2 separate regions of the Homo sapiens genome follow, and region 1 is linked to region 2. Evidence: read pairs that join two places in POLR2A ChIA-PET (ENCODE). Cell type or tissue: MCF 10A. All regions are shown on one strand.

Region 1 (8,000 bases), 430 kb before region 2:
CGTGTTGTCCAGGCTGTTCTCAAACTCCTGGGCTCAAGTGATGCACCCACCTCAGCATCCCAAAGTGCTAGGATTACAGACATGAGCCACCACTGTGCCCACCCCAGACTGGGTGATTTATAAAGAAAATAAGGGGTTTTTTTGGGCTCATGGAGGCTGGGAAACCCAAGAGCATGGCACTGGCATCTGGTGAGGGCTTTCTTGCTGCAGCATCTCGTGGTGGAAGGACAAGTGAACATGACAGACAGAGAATGGAGGCTAAACTTAAGCTTTTTATCAGGAGTCTACTCCCATGATAACTAACCTGCTCCCACAATAATGGCCTGAATGCATTCATTAGAATGGTGTCCCTGTGACTTACTCACCTCTTAAAGGCTCCGTATCTTAATACTGTTACAGTGTCAATTAAATCTCAACATGAGCTTAGTAGAGGTCAAACATTCAAACTCCAGCAGTGACATTATGTGAGGCTCATTCCTAAAAGGCAATACAGCTTCTGCCTGGTTCTCTTGGGACACCTGCTCTTGGAATCCAGCTACCATGCTGTGAGGAAGCCCAAGCCTCCTGGAGAGGCCATGTGTGGCTCTTCTGACTGAGCTGACAACCAGATTGGTTATGGAAACTTCTGAGATGGCTCCAGCCCCAATTAACCTCGATTGTGTAAGAAACATCTAGCTGAACCCATTCAACCGCCAGAACTGTGAGAGGTGATAATAAAAATATTGCTCATGTTTTAAGCCACCGTGTTTTGGGATGATTTGTAAACAGCAATAGATAATTGGTGCCACAATTCTGGCAGCAGAGCACTAAGACCAAAACCCTGTTATAAGCTTCTGCTCTGATCATTTAACCCCTACCACTTTCCTGGGTGATCAGCCATTTGTTCAACTTGCATTGGGTGAGCATTCGCCTCATGCCAGGCTCTGTGTCACACTGAGGGCCCAGTGAGGGGTGAACAAACAGACTTGGTGCTGGCATTCAGAGAAGGGACATCTGTTACTCGGGAGACCCTCATTCCCCTTATCTCATGAAGTGAAGGGGATCTGGTCCCACCTGGCTTCTTCCCTCTTCCTTTCCCTGCAGCCAGGCTGGGCCTGGAGTGTCCTAGCACATGTCACTCTAGTGACTGAATTCTGGACATTATTATTGGCTTCCTGTGAGAACCGAAGCAGGGGCCCTTGAGGGATAAGATCAGATGAACAGGTTTAAACCAAAAGGGAGACAAAGCCACCCCAAACTGAGAGGCAGGATGGAGTACAGGGAGACGTCCAGAAAGCAGGGACCTAATCTAGGATGGGGAGATTTGAAAGACAGGAAGGAGGGTCTGTGCTGGTGGTTGGCATTGTTGGGGCGCCAAGGGGGTCACTCAGGGTGGTGTCTCTCATGTGGCCTTTGGTTCTTTCTCCAGAGAAGCACTCAGGCGAGGAGGCTGGGTCATGTTTCAGGGTTGTTAAAAATACAGCAGTAACTCACTGAGTGCCGCCTTCTATGGGGTTGGCCTGGGGAGCTGTAAAGTATAAAGGGAAACCTCTTCCCCAGGTGCAAGGACCTGCTGCTGGCAGTTGATGGAGCAACTGTGGGAGTGGTGATTGGCTGCTTTGAGGAGGCCCAAGAAGTGAGCTGCCACCTCACAACTCCAGGGGCTGGGCAAGGATGAGAGAGTCTCAGATTCATTGCTGGGGCTTGGAGTCTAAGGGGCATGGAGGGATGTAGTAGTCAGCTAGAGCTGCCATAATAAAGCACCAGAAACAGGATGGCTTACACAACAGAAATGTATTTTCTCATCGTTCTGCAGACCAGAAGTCCAAGATCAAGGGGTCAGCAGGATTGTTCCTCCTGAGGGTTAGGAGGGAGAATCTGCTCTAGGCCTCTCTCCTGGTTTCTAGTGTTTGCCAGCAATCTTTGCCATTTCTTGGTTTGTAAAAGCATCACCTGATTTCTGCCTTGGTCTTCAGGTGATGTTCTCCCTGTCTGCATGTTTGTGTCTAAATTTCCCCTTTTTATAAGGACATCAGTCATATTGGATTAGGACTCACCCTTCTCCAGTATTACTGCATCTTAACTTGATTACTTCTGTAAAGATTTCTTCTCCAAGTGAAGTCACATTCTGAGGTACTGGTTAGGACTCCAGTGTATGGCTTTGAAGGGACACAATTCACCCATAACATGAGACGATAATGTCAACCAGGCACCTAGTTCTATAGCTGACTTCTTGATCTCAGGTAATGTGCTCAACAACTCTGTGATAAAAATACTATACATTTTTTTCTAATTATTTATTATAAAATTTTAAAAACATACAGCAGTCACTACTAAAAATACAAAAAATTAGCTGGGTGTGGTGGTGGGTGTCTGTAGTCCCAGCTACTCGGGAGGCTGAGGCAGGAGAATGGCGTGAATCTGGGAGACAGAGCTTGCAGTGAGCTGAGATTGCACCACTGCACTCCAGCCTGGGCGACAGAGCAAGACTCTGTCTCAAAAAAAAAAAACAAAAAAAACCCAAACATACAGCAAAGCTGAAAGAATTTTACAGTGAGCACCCTTCCCATATGCCCACTAGCTACATTCTACTATTGACATTTTACCTTATTTGCCTTGTCACATAATCTGTCCATCTATTCATCCTCAATCCACCCATTAATCCACCTTATTTTCTGGTGCATTTCAAAGTAAATTGCAAACATCAATACGTTTTTCCCTAAAGTTAGCAGTCAATCATTAACTAGAGTTCAATATTTTCTTTACAGATTTTTCTTCTGAGGTACAATGAAGTGCTCAAATCTTAAGTATACATTTATTGAGTTTTAAGGAAAGCAAACAGCTGTGTAATCCAAATGCCTAGCAAGATATAGAACATTACCATCACCATGGAAATTTCCCTCATGTCCTTTCCCAATCTCTGCCTCCACCCCTCAGAGGCAACCACCAGTCGATTTTTCCACTGTAGCTTAGTTTTGCCTGTTCTAGAACTTCATAAAAAGTGGAATCAGATGCAATTTACTCATTCATTTAAGGCTTCTTCCACTGATCGTCATGTTGTCAAGCTTCATCCGTGCTGAATGAATGTTGTAGTGTGTATCTGTAATTCATTGCTCCTTATTGCTGAGTAGTATCTCATTGTATGGACGTGCCACACTTCTCCTGATGAGCCTCTGGGCTGTTTTCAGCTCTCGGCTACTGCAAATAAGTATGTATTTGCATCTCCATTTTAGGGATAACGAAGTGATGCTCAGGAAGTTTAAGTGGCTTGTTGAAGGTCATATGGGTCATGAGGGGCAGAACCAAGATTTGAACTCAGCCAGATTGGTCAGATGCCAGAGCCTAAAGCATTTTCTTTTTAATTCCTTTGTGATATGTTTGCTTTCCGTGGTGTGGGGTGGCCTGGGAAGTAAAGTATACCATGGGATGTGTATTTTACCTTCATCTGACTGATTTGCATTATAGTCAGGCAGTCTGCAATTGCAAGAGTGGTTTTGAGTCCCTGCTTCACCATTTACCAGCCGTGTGACCCTGGGCACATGACTAAACTTGCTTCTGTCTCTGCTTCCTGATCTGTACAATGGGGAGATAACAGCATACATAGGGTTGTTGTGAGGGTTAAATAACGAATTAATATATGAAAGCCCAGTGACTGTGCCAGGCATATGGTAAGTGCCATATGAATGTGAGATATTTGACAATTATCTCTTGAGCACTATCTCCAGGCCACATCCATGTGCTAAGTATACAAGGATGACTAACGCATTGTATCGGGCCCACCTTGTCTGCACCTTTCATCCTCTGGATAGATCCCTCTTTTCCTGTGGCCATTGGTGAGGCCATCAGCTTCAAGCAGGTATACCTGTCGGCATCTTGCCTTGTTGTTCCCTCCTCTCTATGAGGAACTGCCATACCCTTCTCCACCGCGGCTGCGCCACTTCACATCCCAGCAACAGTGCACAGGGGTTCCAGTGTCTCCACATGCTTGCCAACATGTCTCCCTCCTTTCCTCCCTCATTCCCTCCCTCCCTTCCTTCCTTCCTTCTTTCTTTCCTTCCTTCCCTTCCTCCCTCCCTCCTTCCTTCCCTCCCTCCTTCTCTCTCTTTTTCTTTCTTTCTTTCTTTTTTCTTTCTTTCTCTTTCTTTCTTTTCTTCCTTCCTTCCTTCTTCCTTTCCATTCCTTTCCTTTCATTTCCTTTTCTTTCCTTTCCTTTCCTTCTCTGTCATTCTTTCTTAATATTAAACTTTTAGCTATGGAAAACAGTATAGCTATTTCTCAAAAAATTAAAACTAAAGTTACCATATGATCCAGTAATACCTCTTCTGGGTATATATCCAAAAGAATTGAAAGCAGGGTCTTGATATACTTGTACACCATGTTTATAGCAGCATTATTCACAATGGCCAAAAGCTGGAAGCAACCCAAGTGTCCATTGACGGATGACTAAATAAGCAAAATGTGGTCTATCCATATAAAGGAATATTAGTTGACCATAAAAGGCAAGGAAATTATGACACAAACTACAACTTATGTCAAGCTACAACTTGCTGGATGAAACTTGAGGACAGTATGCTAAGTGAAATCAGCTAGACACAAAAAGACAAGCACCATATACTTCCATTTCTTTGAGGTACGTGGAATAGTGAAAGTCATAGGGACGGGAAGTAGAATATGGTGGCTACCAGGGACCAGGGGTAGCAGGTAACAGGGAAATATTGTTTCGTGGGTATAGGGTTTCACTTTCACCAGATGAAGAGTTCTGGAAATGGATGGTGGTGATGGTTGCACAACAATGTGGGTGTACCTAATGCTGATGAAATATGCAGTTAAAAATGGTTAAGATGGTTTTATGTTACAAAATACATATTTTATCAAAATTTTAAAAAATTTAATACTTTTAGAAAATTTTAAAATTGGAAAAAAGTTGTCTGTGTGAATTGTTTCCTTGTCTACTGTTGAAGTCAAAATAAAAAAGTGGAGATGAACCAAAATAAAAATAGAGAGATGAATCTCGAAATGTAGCATTTTATTTGGGAAGAAAGAATTGCAATTCACGGCATACACACAGACAGAGTGGTCTTCTGAAGATGGTATGCCTGAAGAACAAAGAGAAGGTTGGGGGTTTTATAAAAAAAGGGAAATGTTACATGTGTTATTGGGAGAAAGTTCACTGGTATTAGCAAAGCCCTGGGAACTGGCAAGCTCTGACTGGTGAGCCATGAAGATGGGCAAAAGCCATGAAGGTAGTCCCATAGTTGCAGCAAGTTAGCTCAGCAGCTATGTGAACAACTGGCCTCAGGTTACAACCAGCAGCTTCAGCAGCCAGACTTGCAGAGCTGTACATTCCTGGAGCAACGTTATGTGTCCTGAGTGCTTTCCACCACTGGTTGTTCCTTCTCCTTCTTCTCCTTCTTCTCCTTCTTTTCCTTCTTCTCTTCTCCTCCTTCTTTTCCTTCTTCTCTTCTCCTCCTTCTCCTCTTCCTCCTCCTTCCTTTTCCTCTTCCTCTTCCTCTTCTTCCTCTTTCTTCTGTTCTTTTTTTTTAATTTAATTTTATTTTTTATTATACTTTAAGTTTTAGGGTACATGTGCACATTGTGCAGGTTAGTTACATATGTATACATGTGCCATGCTGGTGCGCTGCACCCACTAACTCATCATCTAGCATTAGGTGTATCTCCCAATGCTATCCCTCCCCCCTCCCCCCTTCCCCCCCCCACAATAGTCCCCAGAGTGTGATGTTCCCCTTCCTGTGTCCATGTGATCTCATTGTTCAATTCCCACCTATGAGTGAGAATATGCGGTGTTTGGTTCCTCTTTCGTCTTTTCTTCTTCTTCTTCTTCTTCCTCCTCCTCCTCCTTCTTCTTCTACCTCTTCTTCCTCTTCTTCCTCCTCCTCCTCTTCTTCTTCTTCTTCTTTTTTCTTTTTTTTTTTTTGACAGAGTCTTGCTCTGTCACCCAGGCTGGAGTGCAGTGGTGCGATCTTGGCTCACTGCAGCCTCTACTTCCAGATTCAAGCGATTCTCCTGCCTCAGCCTCTCTAATAGCTGGGACTACAGGCATGTGCCAGCACACCTGGCTAATTTTTTTATTATTATACTTTAAGTTTTAGGGTACATGTGCACAACGTGCAGGTTTGTTACATATGTATACATGTGCCATGTTGGTGTGCTGCACCCATTAACTCGTCATTTAACATTAGGTATATCTCCTAATGCTATCCCTCCCCTCTCCCCCCACCCCACAACAGGCCCCGGTGTGTGATGTTTCCCTTCCTGTGTCCACGTGTTCTCATTGTTCAGTTCCCACCTATGAGTGAGAATATGTGGTGTTTGGTTATTTGTTCTTGCGATAGTTTACTGAGAATGATGATTTCCAGTCCAGTCCCTTTCCCACGTGCCTTGCCCAGCCACAATGCCTCTCAGCGCAGCCCCCTCGCGGCTTCCCTTCCCCAGTCTTGCTTCATGCCACACTGTGCGTTGGGAGAGCTCCCAAAACCCTCCTATGGTTCCCTGCTGCCCTAGAGATGAAGCCCACCCTCCTCAACATGGCCACAAGGCCCCCGGCAGCTGGCAGAAGGCTTGGGGACCCTGGTGGAGCCTCCGTGGGCAAACCGTTTGTCCCCTACCATCATGCTTGGTGTATGGCTGCATTTGCCCTGTGCTTGTCTCCTCTGCTCTCTAAGTGATCTAAGGGCTGTCCTTGTCACTCTTGTTTACCCTGAATCCCCGGATCTCTCACAATCCCTGGCACTCCAAAAATATTGTCAAATAAATACATGATCAAGGAGAGCTAACACAGGAGCCCTTTGCCTCACCTCCTGTGCCCTGGTGCCAGGCTGGCATGACATGCCTTCCTCTAGGTGCCTTGGGAACCCAGCCTGAGTTCAGCTTTATGAGGAAGATAGGACAGCCCAGGTCTTGCCAATTCACAGGAACTTTTGCCACTTTTAGCCCATTTAAGGCTGACAGAGATTGGTCTAGAATCAGGAAAAGTTGAATTCAAGTACAGCAGGGTGGGCTTGACCCAGTCACAGGACCTCCAGTGACATCATTGGATCATTGGATTTTGCAAGATAGTGAACGTCAGGGAGTCCCACAGTGGCACCATGAGGAGTCAGCCCACAGTCAATTCCTCCTCTCACTTTCTCTTTCTCAGATCTTTGCAGACAAAGTATCCCGTTCAGACTGTTAAATACTGCACTTTCGGCCGGGTGCGGTGGCACATGCCTGTAATCCCAGCACTTTGGGAGGCTGAGGCTGGTGGATCACTTGAGGTGAGGAGATCGAGACCAGCCTGGCCAACATGATGAAACCCCATCTCTACTAAAAATACAAAAATTAAATAATAAATTACAAATAAATAAAATAAAATAAAACAAAATAAAATAAAATACTGCACTTTCAAAATGGTTGGCTTTGACCATTTTACCAATGAGGAAACTAGCTTACACGGGAGGGCTGGAGGCAATGTTTTTTTTTTTTGCCAGCATCCAAGTGGGATGCCTCCTCCCAAAGCAGCCCTGGATTTTTCCCTCAGGCCATGGGAGGACCCAATGTGACGGGCACCAGGCTGGTCCTACACTATGCCTGGCCACCCCAGCTCAGCCAACACGTGACTCTTTCTCCATGCTCATCCTTCATGTTTCTTCATCATTACCCAGAGCTCCCAGACCTAACAGCTTGCTCCTAGTGGCACGCAGGCATTCAGAGACTCAGAAATTATACTCTGAGCCAATTGGGCCATGTTATGTTCCTTGTGCTCATATGGAGCATACACTGAAGGAAGTAGAAGCAGAGAATATCAGAGCCAGAGGGACCCTAGGAGCCATCAGTGTTCACTTCTCTTCTCTCCTGATGGGGAAACTGAGGCCCAGACAGCTGAACCATGGTAGGAGTCCTTTTCCTGACTCCCCCTCCCATGCTCTTCCTACACCCGAGCTGCCTTCCCGGCTCCTTTATGAAGCACTAGACTGCCCTGGCCTGTGGGGTTGGGGAGAAGGAAAATCAATAGAGACAGTAAT
Region 2 (8,000 bases):
CAGTTCTTCCTTCCGCCGGGGGTCTATGTGATTCCACTCTGGTGCACTGAGGGGAAAACAAGCAGAGATGCTCGCTCCTGAGAGGTTCTACAAGCAGGGCAAGCTGTTTACTGCAGCTAAGCTTCCCCCTAAGAGCCAGAAACAAAATACCAAAAGCACTGCAGGCAGACAGAAAGGCAGAATGGACAGTGTGGCGCGAGCACACTGTCTGGGGAAGGGACACAGACCCAGGACACGGACTCCATGGGCACTAGCACGATGGCCTTGGACATGTGCCAGGAACATTATGACTCAAACATTATGCTCTAATTTTTACTCTCTAGGGCAAATTTGACATTTCTAATTAAGACTCCCAGGCCCCTGTTTGCAGGAATGGGGAGGCCCAGGAGAGAACGTGGATGAGTTCTCGTCACTGGAAAGGCAGGCACTCCAGTACCCATTAGTCACTTATCACTCTGGCTTATCCAGCAGTCTAGGGTGAATATGCTGACAGAGTCTAACCAGCTCTGGGGACATGGACATGGTTCACTTCCTTACACCCACGAGAATGATCATCCAGCCCAGTTTTACGGCAATTTCCCAGAAGAAACGTCACCCTGTGAGACCTCCTGCTGGTGGCCTTTCAAGGGCAATATCTATGCACTTTGTTTGAATGCCATCTCCAGCTTCCTGACCTTTACGAAGTTAGGTTTTCCTGAAATATGTATGTGACATCTAAGTAACAGAGCAGTATCAAGATCCATCTTTAAAAAAAAAAAAATCCCTGCCTGAATACCTTCAGCAAAACCTAAGCACCTTCTCTCCCCAGCATAAGAGCTGGGGCACACTCCAGCGCAGCCTCTTCCTCCAAGCCAGGCTTTAAGACCCCGGGGGTCAGCACGACAATTCCCAGAGCCTCTTCAATTCATTGAAACATTAATTTGATTAAAACCAAATCTCAGAATGTGCTTGTTATAAACAAAGATTAGGGCAGGAGTTGGAAAATTCCAGATCTGACCTACTGCTCCAATTTCTTTTTTTTACTTTTTTTTTTTTTTTTTAAGTAAAATCTCACTAATCCCTGGGCTGAGCTTAGGGATGTTGCCTTAGAGATTCGGCACCCTCCTCCTCCAATAGCTGATATATATAATTATCCCAGGTTGCATCTCCAGCTGGTAGGGCCTCCAGGACTTGACAGTCACCACCTCCCGCCTGCCAGGGAGCGGGTGCTCAGGGAAAGGAGAGAAAGTCAAACAAGCCCTTTGGACAGCTCGGTAGTGACTTTTGGTAAGAATGGCCCACATTCAGGGTTTCAATTTCACGTGGCCCTGTCATCCTTTTAGGGAAGTTGGCGGAACTGAGGTTTTGGGTTTTGCTCAATCTTACACAGTAGAATGAAAAATCCTTCCTACAGGAGGCTCATGTGTGGCCCTAGAGACACGTGTTTCTTCGTGACACAACCTGAAGGGAGTTACTGCCCCTCTGCGTGGTCATGACATGAGCAGTCATGATGCTGTGATTAAACTTGGCGATGTCCCCTTCGAAAGCCCTGGTGGCATCACAGAGTACCGACAGCACTTGAGGATTAAGGACGTATTGGGAGGGGGCATTATTGTGACCATTTTCATTTCTGGTGGTTCTTTGTCCATGAGACTGGCTAATTATTTTTTTTTTTTAAATGGAGTCTTGCTCTGTTGCCCAAGCTGGAATGCAGTGGCCCAATCTCGGCTCACTGCAACCTCCAACTCCTGGGTTCAAGCGATTTCCAGCTAATTTTTGTACTTTTAGTAGAGACGGGGTTTCACCATGTTGGTCAGGCTGGTCTCGAACTCCTGAGCTCAAGTGATCCACCCGCCTAGGCCTCCCAAAGTGTTAGGATTACAGGCCTGAGCCACTGTACCCAGCTGAGACTGGCTAATTCTAATTCCTCCCCCACACTAACCTGCCTCTGCCAGGCCAGCTGTGCTCACTGGACAGAAACCACCCCATGCTTTCCACCCTCCTGCATGATGGGGACATGGATTCCAGGGCCCAGCTGTCCTGGGACATCACCACCTCTGACTGACTTTCCCTCATCAGCAGAGAGGCCTGCCCAAGAGGAGTCTCTCCAGTCAGTGATCAAACGTGCCTAGGGTAGGAGCGAGTGCCGCTGCCTCATTCATCACTGCTGCCAGGGCCCGGGGCTCCTAGGGTCAAATTTCATTTTCTCAGCATCCTTGTTTCTTCTTGGTGCTGAGGGGTTTGGCCTTTGTCAGTGTCCAGTGTTTGTGGAGTGGAAAGAAACAGACTGTGAGTGATCGATTTGACCTTTGGACCAGCACGGTGCGTCAGGTAAAAAACACAAAAACCTTTCAGCGCAAAGCAAAATTCCACAGAGCCGCCAAACTTTCAAATGCCAAAGCAGAAAGCCAGAATCGAAGACTACAGCCCAGTGGTTTTTATTTTGCTTTTCCCAGCCTGGATCCATTTAATACTCTTTTCTGAACACACTGTGTGATCTGCAGACAGGACGTGCTGCTGAACTCACTGTGACATCGATCTCATTGTTGTGTGTTTTACACGACACCCTTCCGCAGAGGGAGAGATGACTGGAGAAGCGGGGGAAAAAAACCTACTCATCGCTCCAGGCTCCCGACCACTCCACTTCACCCCATGGATTCCTGAGTCTGATCAGCTTCTCTGGATGGCCCTGGAAATTCACCTGCAAATTCCATACACAGAAAAGCGACTGAATTACTATGCTCCTGTTGCCTTGCAGGCATGTCTGCACCTGACAGGATCTGCATTAAATTTTTCAAATGTCCCTAAAGGACCACACTTTTATTTTCCTTTAATGCATCTTTTCAGGCTTGGGCCAAGTGTTTTCATAATTTGTTTGAATAAATGAGGTATTTTTCATAATTTGTTTGAATAAATGAAGAGTGAGTCTAGCCCAAAAACAAGCTTATGTCTGCTTTAACTCAGATTTAGATTTTATAGTTGACTAAGATTGACTGAGCTTTTAATACATGAGACCTAATGATAATAAACGCCCTCCAAACAAACACCAAAGCACGGCAGTTAACATTTATCGAGCAGGTACTACAGATGAGGTGTAGTGCTAAGCATTTTAGGTGCTTTATTGCCTCATTTAACACTCACGACAATCCTGAGAAGATAAAGAATTATCTTCATTTCATAGCTCAAAAATCTGAGACTTAAAGAAGTTACATTATCCGAGATTATCTAGTTAGTAAGTGGTGAACGCAGGCCAGGAACTCAGGCAGTCCGTCTCCAAAGCCCATACTCCTAAATCCACATATACTGCTTTCCCCTATTTATTGAACACTCAAGCATAAGCCCCTTGGGCCCCTGCACACACACTGGCATTCACATATACACACACCAACTGTGTAGGCTGTTAGGTCCTCATTGTCTTCATTTCCTGTGTATCCCCCAACTCACCTAGCCCAATGTTTGCATGTACATGTTCAATTCCCATTTATGAGATTAACTTCATTAAAGAGCATATTTGGGCCAGGCGCAGTGGCTCACGCCTGTGATCCCAGCACTTTGGGAGGCCGAGGTGGGCAGATCATGAGGTCAGGAGATCAAGACCATCCTAGCCAACATGGTGAAACCCCATCTCTACTAAAAATACAAAAAAAATAATTAGCTGGGCGTGGTGGCGCGTGCCTGTAATCCCAGCTACTCGGGAGGCTGAGGCAGGAAAATCACTTGAACCAGGGAGTCAGAGGTTGCAGTGAGCCGAGATCGTGCCCCTGCACTCCAGCCTGGTGATAGAGCAAGACTCCACCTGAAAAAAAAAAAAAAGAAAAAAGAAAAGCATATTTATGAAACACAAACACATGTAAAGAACATCTGTTTCATTTAACTCTATTTATTTATTTATTTTTGAGACAGGGCCTCTCTCTGCCACCTAGGCAGGAGTGAAGTGGTGCAATCACTGCAGGCTCTCAAGCGCCTGCCCGGGCTCAAGCGATCCTCCCACCTCAGCCTCCCGAGTAGCTGGAACTACAGGCACACCCTACTATGCCTGGCCTATTTCAGTTAAATAAATAACAAGAGGTGGGACATTCATTGCATTTCCCTTTCTGCCTTGGCCATTGGGAAGCCCAAAGCAAAATTAATTTCTCAATTATAGCACTGTCTTCAGCGTGGATTGATGTATTTTACTTAGTTGTGTGGTTTTATCATGTCTGTTCTTTTAATGGTAAACCACTAGCTGGGTATGGTGGCTCACACCTGTAATTTCAGCACTTTGGGAGGCCGAGGCAGGAGGATGGCTTGAACCCAGGAGTTCAAGACCAGCCTGGGCAACACAGACAGACTCTGTCTCTACAAAAATTTTTAAAAAATTAATAATTAGCCAGGCATGATGGCACTTGCCTGTAGTCCCAGCTACTTGGGAGGCTGAAGCAGGAGGGTCACTTGAGCCCAGGAGGTTGAGGCTGCAGTGAGCCAAGATCATGCAACTGCAGTCCCACCTGGGCAATGGAGCAAGACCCTGTCTCTAAATAAATAAATAAATAAATAAATAAATAAAATCATTGTAAGCCACCTTAAATCCCTTTTGAAAGAAGACACAATGTAGGAAATAAAAATAATGAATAGGCCGGGTGCGGTGGCTCACACCTGTAATCCCAGCACTTTGGGAGGTCGAGGCGGGCAGATCATGAGGTCAGGAAATCGAGACCATCCTGGCTGACACAGTGAAACCCCGTCTCTACTAAAAATACAAAAATTAGCTGGGCGTGGTGGCGGGCGCCTGTAGTCCCAGCTACTCAGGAGGCTGAGGCAGGAGAATGGCGTGAACCCGAGAGGCGGAGCTTGCAGTGAGCCGAGATTGCATCACTGCACTCCAGCCTGGGCGACAGAGCGAGACTCCGTCTCAAAAAATAAAAAATAAAAATAAAAAAAAATAATGACTAGTATAGCCCATGTTTTTTCCTCGGGTTGGAGAGTGAGGAATACTTACATGCCTTTCCATGACTCTACCCCACCCTAAAAGCTGGGACTACTGCCCCTTTTCCTGTTTTGGGATTTTGTGAGTTCCCACTGTTTTGCCCACACAAACATATTTTTTGGAAGATCTGTAGAATCTAACTGACAATCTCTACAGCTTTCCTGGCTGCATCTAAGGAGAGGGCTTGCATTTAGTTAGAACCTATTGAGCAAAAGCTCAGAGAGGTTACGTTGTCCATCTTCAAGTGAGTAAGAGTCAGAAGAACCTTCTTTTATTTTTTTTGTTTTAGAAAAAAAATTTTTAATTTTTTCGTAGCGATGAGGTCTTACTATGTTGCCCAGGAATGGTCTTGAACTCCTGGCCTCAAGTAATCTTCCCACTTCAGCCTCCCAAAGTGCTGGGATTACAGGTGTGAGCCACCACACCTGGCCGGAAGAGCTGTTCTAATGAGCAAAAGCTAATGCTCATCTGTGGTGTCAGGGGTTCTGTACAGGCAGAGTGCATCCCAATATGGCAGTGAAGCTCAAAAGCCAATTCCGAACCTTCTAGTAGTAATCACCTCTTTCCTCCTGTCGAGATGGCTTGGATTCATGGAAATATTATCACACGTTACCTTCCCCACCTTCCACACAATTTTACCTCTTCGACTCCAGTGACAGAGTACGCATGACTCTTAACCAGCTTCTGGCTGGTGATGGCTTCGGCTTCGGCTGCACTGGAGACCTGCGTAGAGAAGAAAGTCCACTCAGTGGCTGACCCTGACCTCTCAGGGGCCGGCCGTAGAATGCTTTCCAAGGACACACTACACAGCCACTGGGGGCTTCAGTGTGGGACTAGGGGTGTAGGCATGGCTATGAACCTCAGGTAAAGAGTCATCTCCATCCAGACTCCCTCTTTAATTAGGCCTGTAGTTCCGGGCCAGTGCAGGTGCCTGCCAAGCCTGGAAGACAATTTACCAGCCTTCAAAATGCCACCAAGAAACTGGGAAGTCATTTATTCTCTGAGAGTGACCCCCAGCTGCCTGAAGAAGGCTAATTCTCCATGCTGATGGCTCTGGACAGGTCCCAGTCCTCCAAGGTTCTCCCTGAGTGGACTCCTCATTACCCTTCCCATTTCCTCAGCACCCCCTCTCCCATGCCCCATACCACCCCTCCACCAAAAACCACATCTCCTGCTGGGGTTTGCAGAGAGAGGAAAAAGGGAGGATCTTCTCACTTTGTCGTTCACATTTCTAAAATCACCAGGTAAGGACAAGAGAGGAAGACAGGGCAGCCAGAGGGCAGCTGGTCACAGGAGCCCGAGGTGGTGACAGGACCTCAGGGCTGGGGGCCTCCAGCCTCTGTTTCCACAGCCACCTTGGAAATCCACACAGCTCAGCCTCCTGTCCAGCCACAGCCTCTGGTTTCAGAACTTGTCTTTTCTTCAGGGATCTCAAGATCCATCAGGTATCATCAATCATCACATTTGTTTTCCAAAACCTCAAGATTATTTAGCAAAAAGGAGGTAGCAAATGGGGGGCCTAGGATCCAGGGATCCTAGACTATGTTCTTAGGGCCACTCCAGCAGTACTGAAGGGGCTCTAACAACGAGAGGGAAATTGGGGCTCCTGCAATGCAACTAACCCCAGTTCCTACCCACTAATTAGGTCTTCACCAGCCCCTATATGTTCAGGCCTTTGTGTCACTAGACTTGCCCACTAAGCTCCAGACTCTGCTCTGACCCAAAGCCTTCCTAGGCCTCTCTCCCGCTGTCTCATCCCTTCCCTACCACACAAGGGGTGGCGGTGGGGGGAGGTGGGGCAGTAGAGAAGCCATATGCCTCACATCAATGGAGCAGCCCAGCAGAGACCCCGCACAGAGGGCCTTCCGGATGATCTGATATAGATTGGCTGGTGGTTTCTTCAGGTCATAAAACTCAGAGATGCCACCTGTGAAATCCTCAAACCCCTCCACTGTGGAACCTCCAGCGAGAGCCTCATAACAACCATTAAGCCTATTGGAAAAGAAAGAACACATGCTCCATTAGCACCCTCAGCAAGGAGACCCGGGGATTGGGGACCGGGACAGTGCTAGGACATACTGTGGCCTGGAAGATAAAGGAAGGCTCTTTGCCTATTTTGCCTATGGGCCAGGAAGGTGCTTAGGCCACTGTTTCATGTGCCCAGCTCAGCACTTCACTAGGAACTGACCTCAGCCAACCTCTCTCCAGCCACCCCCTCCTTTACAAAGCCAAGGGCAACCCCTCCAGAGTTGGCCCCAGCTGCCTGGGTTTCTGGGGGCTGGGGGCACAGATGGGGAGAAGGAGAACTTTCCCTCAAGGCTGAGAGGCATCTGCTGAGGCTTGCTGGGAAATAGAACTGGAAAGGAACTGGGGTTGCAGAAAAGGGTATCAGTAAACAAAACTAATTAAAAGAACCCCAAAGAAGGTTTTGAACATCAAACGCTGGTGAGAAGAACTCCTGAGGAAAGAGCAGACACTTTGTTGAGTTTGGTATCTAGTACATTTGTTTTATTATTCTTCATCATTCTTTTAAACGTTTACATTGCCCCAGGAACCTACCTTGGGATTTGAAAGAGGAAAAGCTCAGGCCCAGAGGGGCAGGGAGGCTGGCCCCACCACATACACATTCACCCGAGGCAGAGCTGAGATGCTAAACTCCCCGCCCAGATTTCTGTTTCTCTTAGTTACTGAAAAATGCTCTCTCTCCGGCTCATGGGGGTCTGGATGCTGGGAAAGACGCCATGACGCCCTGAGTTTGGGGTGGGGAGGCAGACGTGGGAGGGACAGGTGAGAGCTTTCAGGGAGGCTCTGGCGTCTCCCAGCTCCTGGCTTCCCCCACTTACTTGGCATAGGCTTTCTCCAGCAGGGCACTCCAGAATTCATTGCCTTGTTCCGAGTGTAGGAAGAGCAGCTGTCCATTCTTGGTGGGCAGCCTGTCGTCAATGACCACCTCCACCCACTCTCCGTACTGCCAGAACTGGGGAGGGGGGACACAGCGGCTGCTCACATGAATAAGCAGATGTGTAAAGGGAGTCCCTCCAGGGGACCTCACGTG

What was found. ChIA-PET counts read pairs that join two places held together with the same protein. Peaks named below come from ENCODE experiments on the same cell type or tissue, not always from the same donor. Only the 100,000 strongest peaks of a DNase experiment are listed, where the experiment ranks them.
Region 1: POLR2A ChIA-PET joins it to region 2 with 5 read pairs; 2 of 35 experiments call an interaction of 5 or more read pairs at or near these places.

What each region holds. Positions count from the first base shown.
Region 1 is chr1:223,194,020-223,202,019 of GRCh38, forward strand. No RefSeq gene overlaps it. Among named protein-coding and RNA genes, the nearest start is that of TLR5, 55 kb to the left of the region's middle. In MCF 10A, no CTCF peak of the experiment used is centred here; DNase peaks (open chromatin) are centred at 4,492, 4,742 and 5,252.
Region 2 is chr1:223,620,221-223,628,220 of GRCh38, forward strand. CAPN8 (calpain 8) reads right to left here. Exons shown (of 21, transcript NM_001143962.2): 4 at 7,789-7,922; 5 at 6,769-6,937; 6 at 5,585-5,668; 7 at 2,595-2,680; 8 at 1-46. Among named protein-coding and RNA genes, the nearest start is that of CAPN8, 41 kb to the right of the region's middle. In MCF 10A, a CTCF peak has its summit at 5,299; no DNase peak of the experiment used is centred here.